Regions from separate parts of the Homo sapiens genome. Here region 1 is linked to region 2. The links are chromatin loops, found by intact Hi-C in ENCODE. Cell type or tissue: MCF 10A. All regions are shown on one strand. Links, peaks and the distances in the headings refer to the core of each region. The heading gives the core; the rest is flanking DNA. Region 1 overlaps WDFY3 (WD repeat and FYVE domain containing 3). Region 2 holds the start of WDFY3 (WD repeat and FYVE domain containing 3).

Evidence for each region. A loop is a pair of places that touch in the nucleus more often than their neighbours do. Peaks named below come from ENCODE experiments on the same cell type or tissue, not always from the same donor. Only the 100,000 strongest peaks of a DNase experiment are listed, where the experiment ranks them.
Region 1: a loop joins it to region 2, with 11 times the contacts of the local background. A loop is called at or near these places in 11 of 110 quality-filtered maps.

Annotation. Positions count from the first base shown.
Region 1 is chr4:84,811,654-84,817,039 of GRCh38, forward strand. All of the region lies in intron 13 of WDFY3 (WD repeat and FYVE domain containing 3), which reads right to left. Among named protein-coding and RNA genes, the nearest start is that of WDFY3-AS1, 18 kb to the left of the region's middle. In MCF 10A, for the core only: no CTCF peak of the experiment used is centred there; a DNase peak (open chromatin) is centred at 2,928.
Region 2 is chr4:84,964,503-84,969,888 of GRCh38, forward strand. It overlaps WDFY3 (WD repeat and FYVE domain containing 3), which reads right to left and starts at 2,188. Exons shown (of 68, transcript NM_014991.6): 1 at 1,707-2,188. WDFY3-AS2 (WDFY3 antisense RNA 2) reads left to right here and starts at 1,114. Exons shown (of 4, transcript NR_152775.1): 1 at 1,114-1,356; 2 at 5,223-5,374. In MCF 10A, for the core only: no CTCF peak of the experiment used is centred there; a DNase peak (open chromatin) is centred at 2,229.

The DNA of each region.
Region 1 (5,386 bases), core at 182-5,181, 150 kb before region 2:
CAATGGGTATCTACTATTACTTAAGATATAATTTCTAATCTGTCCAATCATCGCATTTGAAAAAGTCATTTTTTTTTAAAAGATCTCACACATTTCTAATGGTATCTGAAGAATGAAAAGGCTACATACAGGTTGAATATCCATTATTTAAAGTGTTTGGCACCAGAAAGGTTTCGGATTTTGGAATATTTGCACATATACAGTAAGTTATCTAAACATAAAATTCATGTATGTTTCATATATACCTTATACACATAGCCTGAAGGTAATTTTATACAATATTTTAAATAATTTTGCTCATGCAACTTTACCATCACATGAGGTCAGGTGTGGAATTTTCCACTTGTCAGCACTCAAAAAGATTGCAGCATTTTGAATTTCAGGTTTTTGGATGAGGGATGCTCAACCTGTATTAATATATTAGTCACCTTTTGACATATACTGTTTCAGAAGTTATGAAGATTTCATTGTTCACACCTATTCCTTAATATTTTAAAAGACAGAAAATATGCAATCTGTATGTAAATAAAATATAAAAACAATGTTTCTTCCAATAGTCTTCAATCAATAAATTTACATTTTAGTATCTGGTAACAATATAGTTAGTTTCCCTATCTTGTCAAATTTAATAAACTATATGAATACTTAAAATATTTCATATTAACAAAAGACTTAACACAGACATGTATGCGCATGCACGCACACACACACACATACACTCCTTATAACACAGGCTGAAGATGGCTGAACTCAGGATGCTTGGGGTCATATTCTGACTCCAACATTAAAAAGTATTTAACCATCCCAGTTACTTAACCTTTCTGTGTCACAGTTCCCTCTTATGTAAAATGGAAACAACAATAACTAACCTCAAAGGAAATACATGTAAGAACCCTTAGAGAAGTGCCCGGCATATAAGCCTATCACTATCATCAATTTTCAAAAACATACTGGGAGAAAAATATGACAAGTATTATTTTATAGATGAGGAGGGGTGAGTTCAAAGTTAAAGTAACATGTACAAAATGCTATCACTGGTTAGAATTATGACTGAGGTTAGAAAAACTGCTGCTTACGAATCTTAGTCCAATAATTTATATTATGTACTTCTGGACAGGCCCACCTCCTACTTCCTCAAAACTGGTATCTGTTGTTGCTCTGACATTATCCCAAGCACAATCTCAGTATTCGAAAAATTTCAAATACCATGAATAATGTAACTTCCCACTTACATCAATAAATGATGACAAGTAGCAAACACCAAAGCTGCAATGAGATCTGGAGGCTGCTTGGTTAATTAGACAAAATCAGCTATATATTACTTATATTTGCATAAATACAATTCATACAATTCAAATTTGTGCATCAGGAGAATTTCCATGACATGTCATGGAATGTCAGGTTTGTGTATAAATAATTACAAATTAAATGACATAGTTCTGTGGTATATGTCAGTTGAATGGAGGCACTATGTAATTACAAATTAAATTACATAGGTCTGTGGTATATGTCAGTTGAATGGAGGCACTAAGAAGCAATTCTGAATGAAGTAAAAATGGAAATTGAAACTGAGAACCCACATTTTCCCTATTGGCTCTCAGCGCTACTTTTTCCCTTCAAAGCAGAATGCCAGAGCTAGCTCATACCGGCTCTCAAGAGGTCAAGTGCCATATTTTCAGGAATTTTGTAAGTCAGTTGTTAAACGTACAATCATAATTAAAAATTAAGTAACAAATTTACAACTAAGTATTTTACAGACAAAATACTCAAAACTCATCAGTTTCTAATTATTTTCTGAATTTTACTATTATCTATGCTTTTACGTATCTGCATGAGGAAATGCTATATAATGGTGTACTACTGTGCAACTCTTTCCAATCCACATTCAGTGGCACATTAGTTGACTGAATAGGCCACAATGTGAGTATTTATACCCTGGAAATCAGTAAATGCAAAATATCATGACTCTCTCCTGCCCTCTTCCAGCCTGAGAATCAGTTACTAACATTAACCAGAACACTGCCTCAAAATTACGGGTCAGCCAATTACTTCTTGTTGGCTTTACTTACCAATATTTAAAAAATCCAATTAATAAGGTACCAAAAGAGGAGAAAATGGTATGTTAAAAAAAAGTTGGCAACCTTAGCATCTTTTGAAGCCATCTATGTTCTCCCAACAATTCCTTCAAATATAAAATGTTCTTCAAATATCGACACTCATGTGGATATCCTTTTTGTCTAACAGATAAATTGCGGTGAGATTAATCTTGCTTTTAAGATGCATATTCAAAATTGTCATTATACACCATCAAAACATGATGAAATATATGACAGCATAAGGAAAGAAATGCTATTTTTTCATTACCAATGAAACATTTAATTGAATAAAAGTAAAAGAAAATAGAAGTAATAACTACTAATGTCTGTGGCTGGAATGGGGTATGTAGGAAACTAGTATATGCCACCCCAAAATACGCCACTATGGCATAAGGATTATTTTCAGTTGAAGGCAATTGGGAAGAAGTAGATATAAGAAAACTCTCTGCCATCCCCTATTTGATGAAGTCAGACCCTTCCCAGCCTGGAGACAGCAAAGAAATGCACACAACAAACTACCAACTATTCTTTATCTACCATTTATTTGCCTTCCCACAAGTTGATATCCCTAGAGTCCGTTTCCTTTATGTCATCATTTCTCTAAAAATGTACTGTTCTTTGCGGAGAATGCTATACAGTGGTCCCCCTTCTCTGCAGTTTTGCTTTCCTTCGTTTTAGTTACCTGTGCTCAAACTTGGCCTAAAAATATTGAATGAAAAATACCAGAAACAACAATTCAAAAGTCTTAAATTGTGTATTGTTCAGAGTAACATGATGAAATCTCACACTGCCCCACACCACTGTGACTCATCCCTGTGTCCAGTGTACATATGCTGCAAAAGCCACCTGCCTGTTAGTCACTGAGCAGAGTCTCGGTTATCAGAGCAACTGTGGAGGTTTCCCAGTCCCTGTGTTCAAGTAACCCTTATTTTACTTAATAGTGGTCCCAAAGCACAAGAGTAGTGACACTGGCATATTGTTATAATTATTCTATCTTATTATTGGTTATTGTTGTTAATCTCTTACTGTGCCTAATTTATAAATTAAATGTTATCACAGGTATGAATATACACAGGAAAAAAACATAGTATATATAGCATTCCATACTATCTGCAGTTTCAGGCATTTCTGGGGGGTCTTAGAATGTATTCCCCCGAAGATATGGGGGGACTACCATACAAAATGGAGTTCTAAGCCACCTCTTTGAGAATTAGTTATCTTTCCCTGGTTGTTTCCCACGCACATATGAGGTAGACATGTTAATAAACTTGTTTGTTTTTCTCTTGTTAATTTGTCTTTTGTAACACTGGTCTGTCCTAGTTAAGAACTCAGCAGGTAGAGGAAAAATAATGTTTTTCTCATCTACAGGTGAGAGTACTAGTAGAGGAAGTGAAAGGAGATGGAGATCGGGTCACAAGGGCCTTGGAAGCAAGGTTAAACACACTGGTTTGTCTGTTATTATTTTAATGTCATTTTAGACTTGAAGAAAAACTGCATAAATAGTTCAAAGAATTCACAGATATCCTTCATTCAGATTCTTGAAAAATTACCATTTTACTTAATTTCTCTCTTTCTCCCCTTCCCTTTTCCCCTAAAAGCTTCAGTGTTTTTCAAAAAAAGGAATTCTCTTACTACTCACAGTACAATGCTCAAAATCAGAGAACTAACGTTCAAACAATACAATTATTTTATCTACAGACCTTGTGTTTTTTCCAAATCCCAATAATATCCTCCATAGCAAAGGAAAATACAAGTTCATGTACTATATTCAGTAGTCACTTCAACCTCTACTTTTTGGAACAGTTCCTACGTCATTTTTAATTTCATTTCATCTCCTTTTTCTAAGAGTTTAGGCCAATTATTTCATAGAAAGTCCTCCAATTAGGATTTATCTGATGTTTTCTAATAATCAGATTCATATTATATACTTTTGGGAGGAAAAAGTACAAAAATGAGCTGAATTTTTCTCAGTGCTTCCTATCAGGAGGTGTATGCTATTCATCTGTCCATCACTGGCAAAGTTAATGCTGATCATTTAGTTACGGTAGGGTCCATTGTAAAGCTAATATTTTAGCACTCGAAATTAAGAAATATCTTTTAAGGATAAAATTTAAGAGTACGCAAAAATCCTTTCACTTCTAAAACTTTCATCTACTATCTTTAGTATCCAGTGATGAATTTTACTTGAATCAATTATTACTACGATAGTTCATAAATTGTGATTTTCTTTGACTTTTGACTATAAGTAAGAGTTTTTCCTCTTCTCTATTTGTTTGATTGTACTTACTTAATTGCTTATTTTCTTTGATCTCTTCTTTACTTTTTCAAGGCTAACTGAAATGTTTTAGGCTCATTTTGTTTCTTTCTCTGCCCTCGTCCTGGAATCAAGGAGGCCTGAATCCTTACAACGGAAAATTGTATTTAGAAACCTTGCATCAATCAATAAATTAAAGAACATAAATTTTAATGGACTTCTTTCACTTTACTCAGATATTATTTAAATACAAGAGCAGGTTTTTAGTCACAGAAAGAGAAGGCTATGTCTCTTTTTATTAAAACAACTATTATTCACAGCAGATAAGCTGAAAGCACAGCTTTACAAAGAGACTACATGGGTTCAGATCTAGACTCCTCTACCTACTAGACAGACATATAGAACTTGGGAAAATATTTCAACCAGTCTGTGTTTCAGTTTACAGTATGTAAAGCAGGGACACTAATAGTATTTATTTTTATCATAAGGATTAAATAAGTAGATGCAGATAAATGCATACAACAGTACTAATAGAAAGCAGTCAATAAATGTTAGCTACTATTATATCTGGAACTTGGAAATTTTTAAAATATATCATTTAATATTTAATAGTCTACTTTTCCATTACTCCTTACTTGCATTACTAAATTCACTTCTAAATGAAAGTGAAACATTCGATTATAGTTTGATTCTAAAAATTTCTTACATATCATTTCTTATAATATCAATAACCAGTAATATGGGAGAATGTGAGTGTATAAATCTGTATAAAACAATGGTGCTGTGGAAATAAAACGGGTATTGAAATCTGGGGGTCGGTTCTACTAATTAAAAGTCACTTAAGTGAACAAAATCCATGTTATATGATTTCTCTAAACCTAAGTTTTCTCATCTGCAAAACAGGGTGCTACTTAATTTATAGTATTACTAAGGAGTAAATGATAAAAGCATATGTATAACTCCTGGTATATTGTTTGATATCTACTAGAATATCCATTACTTACATACATACATATATGCATGCATGTGTATAAAA
Region 2 (5,386 bases), core at 54-5,053:
CTGATGTAAACTTTTAAAATTGCAAAGTTGAGCAGTGGAATTTAAGAATCTCTTCAAAGCAGAGAATCCAACTAATATTGAAATATACTGTCATTTACTTTTTCAAAAACAGATTATGCAAGAGTAGAACATTGTATTTTCTAACTTATCCCTCCTTTTTGGAGGTGATACAAATTTTTTGAAACATTTTTTTTTTTCTTTACAAAAATTGTTTTCTCTTTGTTGCCCAGGCTGGTCTCTAACTCCTGGCCTCAAGTGATCCCCCAGCCTTGGCCTCCCAAAGTGCTGGAATGACAGGCATGACCCACTGTGACCCACCAAAAGCATACATATATTTCAGATGAATCCATTTTAACTCATGGAAAGAAACTAGCAGTAGAAACCTCTTTCTAGCAGCTTGAGATAGAATGGTTCAAAGTATTAACATACTTTACTATTGCTCAAATATCATAGGAAGAGTTCTCAATTCTAATGCAATATATATTTTTAAACATAAAAACATACCAACCTAATTCCTATACTTAAGAGTCTCATGATAAAGTTTTATTTTTTTTAAAGTCGGATTTTTTTACTAGACTTATGCACTAATACAACATGTTTTTCTATAAATTAGCACATTTTTAGTTCTGTTTTATGTTATGTTTGTTACGTCGCCTGATAGTCGAAACCAGTTGTTCTCAACCTGCTACCAAATACCAACCTGGAAATATGCCACTATTTAAAAAGCCCGAAGAATAGGGTTTTGTTTTTCCTTTTTAATTGTTTGGTGTTCAAACTACATAGTAAACCAGTTGGCAACCATTACTGAACAAAAATAGTTTTTCGTATGCATGAGCACCATTTTCCAACAGAAAACACTTAACCATTTTTAAGGTACTGGAAGTCCATGCAAGGGTTCACATATGCAGTAAATATCCTTTCAATCTGGTTGTATCACATTGTTTCTGTGAAAGGAAGACCTGATATTGCAGATCTCACAATTAAATGGTAAAAATCAATGAAAAACTGCACCTGAGGCTCAAACACTAGCCAGATGGCCTTTGGTTGGAAAGGTCTCATCTGCTTCTTAAATCCCGCCGTAACTGTGAATGTTTGCGATGCCACCACATCCCCAGTACAAGAGAACTGGAGCATCTCTGGCTCCTTCCATAATCGAAGGGCTTCCAGCGTAGGGCGTAGGGGGAGAGGCCCGAAGCCCTGGAGACAGCGCCCGAGGGATGGAGGCCGCGCTCGGCTGCGCTCAGGTCCGGGTGGCTCCGGGAGCTGAGACCCCGCAGGATGCAGCGGGGGGGGGCCAGGGCCTGATCCCCTACCCCTGCGAGCCAGGGCCGCCTACGCCCCCACTGCTTCCCACAGGTAACGTCCAGCCCTCTCCTCCCCTATCCCCCGAAATATCCCGGTTCCGCTCCGCTCCGCTCGCCGCCCGTGACCCCGACCCCGACCCGTCCGCGACGGCGCCCTCCCCAGGAGGCAGCGGAGGACTAGGGCCAGGCCGCCCACCCTGGCGGCGGCGGCGGCTCCCGGCCAAGGCGGACCCTGGGGAGGACAGCAGCTGGGCCGCGGCCTGTCCCTAGGGGGAGCGGGCGCAGGGCCGCGAGTGGGCAGCGCCTCCGCCCCGCACGAACAAAGCGGCCAGGCGCGCCGGGCCGAGGCAGCACCGCCTCTCCGGGAGCGCGGGGGGCGGGGAGGATGGCGGGGGTACTCACCTGAGGGCCGGCGGAGGGCGCGGGCGGGACAGGCCCAGGAGACGGGACCGCGGCGGGCCGGGGCTCCGCGCCGAGGGCGCACGGGCTACGGGGAAGGGGCGACCGGCGCGACGTCCGCGGCGGGGCCCGGGAGCCCCGCGCCGCGGGCCGGGGGCCGGGGCCCGAGCTCGATTCTGCGGCCGCGAGGTATGGGAACCGGTCCGCCGGGCCAGGCAGCGGTGCTAGGCAGCAGGGGCAGCGACGCCGCCGCCTTTCCCTTCTCCTGCCCCCGTCCCTGCTCCGCCGCGTCCTCGTCCTCGCTGGGTCCCCGCCGCCGCCGCCTCAGCCTCGGCGCTCCTCGGGTTTCTTCTCTCCATCAAGGCCGGGCCGACCCGCAGGGACCATCCCGGAAAGTGAGGGGTTGTTGCCGTTTCCCGCAGCTGTTGGTGGCCATCTTTAATCCTCCTCCTCCTCCTGCTTTCTCCACCTCCCGCTGGCTGTCTGACTGACTGACTGGATCCTCCTCTTTCCCCTCCTGCTCCTCCTACTGAGCCGGCCGCAGAAATTGCAGCCGCTCAGCTTCTACCCCCTCCTGCCTTTCCTTCCTCTTTCCTTACTTCCTTCCCTTCCCTCGGCTTCCCGCTCTTGCCTCACTCTCAGCGGCTGCCTTCGCCCCTGTCTGCAGACAGCGCCGCTGGATGCTCCCAGCTGGACTTCAACCCCACTCCTCTCAGTCCCTCTCCCCACTGCCTTCCAGACGCGCCTCTTCCCCGCCCCGCGCCCCTCTCTCCTCTCCCACCCCTGCCCCTCTCCGCGGCGCTCACCCTCCTCAGTCCCAGTTTCTGAAAGGACTCAGCTGAGAAAGGACAACTGGGTTCCGCTTTCCTTAACCCTACACCCTTTAGCTGGATGCTGTCAGAGGCGATGGAGAAACGCAAAGGTGCGTTAATTTTACTCTAGCCAGAGTATAAAAGAACTGCCCACGCCAGCTATTGTACTACGCAGCTTCGAAACTCCTGCACGCTCTCCTGTGTGGCTCCCGTCCGTGATGGGACTGTAGTTGAGGAGCTCGGTCTCAAATGGTGCCTTCCGTCAGTGACCTTGAGTCGGTTGCCTAAGATTTTAGATTTTCCTTTTCCTTCCTGGGAGGGGCATTATTTATACCTTTGCAGTCCCACAAACAGTGTTTAGACCAAATAAGTATCCTTTAGTAAACCTAGAACTGCCAAGTGATCATCATTTTGCCCGTTTGTTCCTACTCAACCCAGCAGACAATTTGGGTCACGCTTCAGTTCTGGCAGTAAAGACAAACTGAGTCAGCAGTTAGGAGTGGACTCCCTTAAACAACAGAGTTAGAGTGGGGAAGTGGTCATAACATCGCTGTAATCACAAACTTGTTTTTCCTAACACTGCAATCTACAGAAGTTTCAGGATTTCCTCTAATAAACATAAGGCAAGTTGGATTTGCTGTTTTCTTCTTTTTGACGATTTTGCCTTTAGAGTTGGACCCATTTGTAATGATTTACTCGTCAATTACTCCAAGATAACAAAGTTGGAGGTAACATTGCTAACAAACACAGGTGATATATATGAGCACTTTGTGGGGGGGGGGTGTCACAGTTTTTCTTCTGTGGGGCACTGGCTATTAAAAAAAAAAAACACCTTGCCCTTTCAAAATAAGACTAGTGTGTTCAAAGGTTAGTCCCTTAAACAGACCAAATGTGGGCAGAAATGTTTTTAAATGTAGTTTTAGATTCTACTTCAAAATGAGTAATGTTTTGAAAGTTCAAATATAAGATTTTGTAATTATAACAATTTAAGAGTTTCAAATCTCTTTGAAAAGAATATGCCAAAACAAACCTAAAAATATATTTTAGTAAAAATACCGGTATCCTTTGGTGGGGGGCGGAGCAGAATTCTAATATTTAATCCTCACGAAGTAACCTTAATTAACTGTTAGGTTCAAGATTTCAGTTGCCATCTTTCAATGCCAATAATTTTTCCATTTGAAATCAACAACCTATACTAACATCTACAACTCTTTTAAACCCAAATAAAGTATTTGAGACAGCATTGTACAATACGTTTTGAAATAAATTATTAAAAACAAAGCACCTATGTGGGGGTGTGTGTGTGCATATGCATGTACATGTACTTTTTTTGTTCTTTCCCTTTGGCCTTTTGGTGTTTATTCTTTATTTAGATTTTGTGTTCTTCCAGTCTATTTCTAGGCAAAATACCACAAAATTCTTGACTCTTAAATATTCACTTATAAAACTGTATGTATAATAATTGGAGAAAAAAGAACGTTAGATAACATGAATATACACTGCGAAAATAGGCTGACTTCTTTTAAACATTAAGACCACCATGCATTTTTAAAGGAAGATTTTCAGTTAGAGGTTTCAGGACTCTTGTCATTGTGATTTTATTTACACTGAGGGAGGAAGAGTTACATTTTAAAATACTATAATTATATTTTTCTGTTAAAACATATATTGCAATAAAGTTCACAAATCTATCAGTATGCAAAAGCAGCCGTTTTCATATTAATGTCTTACAAACTCACAAAGGTTTTTCAGTGATAGACATAAAAATAAATGTACCAAGTTTTTTTTTTCTTTTTTACTGAAGCCACATAAACGTAAGTACTGTAATAATGGAAAAATCAGACCCTTCACATTTACTTTTTTACAGCTCTGTCATCATTACAGCCTTTAGTCTTTGTTGCTGGCTAACTGTAGTTTCACTGTCATCTTAGGAATCAAGTACGAAAAAAAAATGATCAAATCAGGTTTTCCTGCAACATGATTATTGTTTCATATGTATTCACTCTCAGATAAAGTCAAGGTCCTCTATAAAACAAAGAATTGTGTTAAAGTGGGATAAACCCTTTGTGCAGAGGCCAGATGGAAAGAGATCTAGGCATGTGCAGCAAACTCCTCTGGGAATAGAGGAGCAAGCATGAAGGGCTATTTCTAAACAGTTCTGCACTGGGAGGCTGATCTCCAACTTACAATTCATGAATAAGGTGACTGTGGAGAATGATAACCAAGAGGCTATCTGTGACAATAAGCAAACAACCCATATTTGCTTTTAACATGATTGAAAATTCTATGAACATGAATGAGTGAAACATAATTTTAAAGGAAGGAAAATGGAGATAAAAGGTTCATGAAAAATATCTAAAAGTAAGAGGAAGAAAAAATAATAGAAAACAGCAATTTTGGAAAATTGTTAAATAATACATATTAACAGTTTGCTATTTAAACAATTATTTTCTTTATGTTAACTTTTTGTTAACATGTTTGCTTTTAAGACTATACAGGAAATAATTTAAACTTGGTCAGGTAGCATTATCCCAGAGATGAGCATATGTAATTTATAGAATTTTGAGATATTTATTCCAGAACATAGAGTGCTAAATGATGCTGGGACACAAAAATCAAAAAGAATGGAAGTGTTAATTGACATATTTAAAAATTACTGAGCCACTATATTACATATTATATTAAATATACATTTCCATTTTTCCAGGCTACTAGACGCAACAATAGAATTACCATATTGTTTTTCCTGGTTTGAAAGGACCAGATGGAAAGAAACTGGGCAAGCCAATGAAAGTCTCTGGGGATCATGGGAATTGAGTGTCTATGAAAACCATATTCCAGACAAGAATATAGTCTAAGGTAAATGTTCTC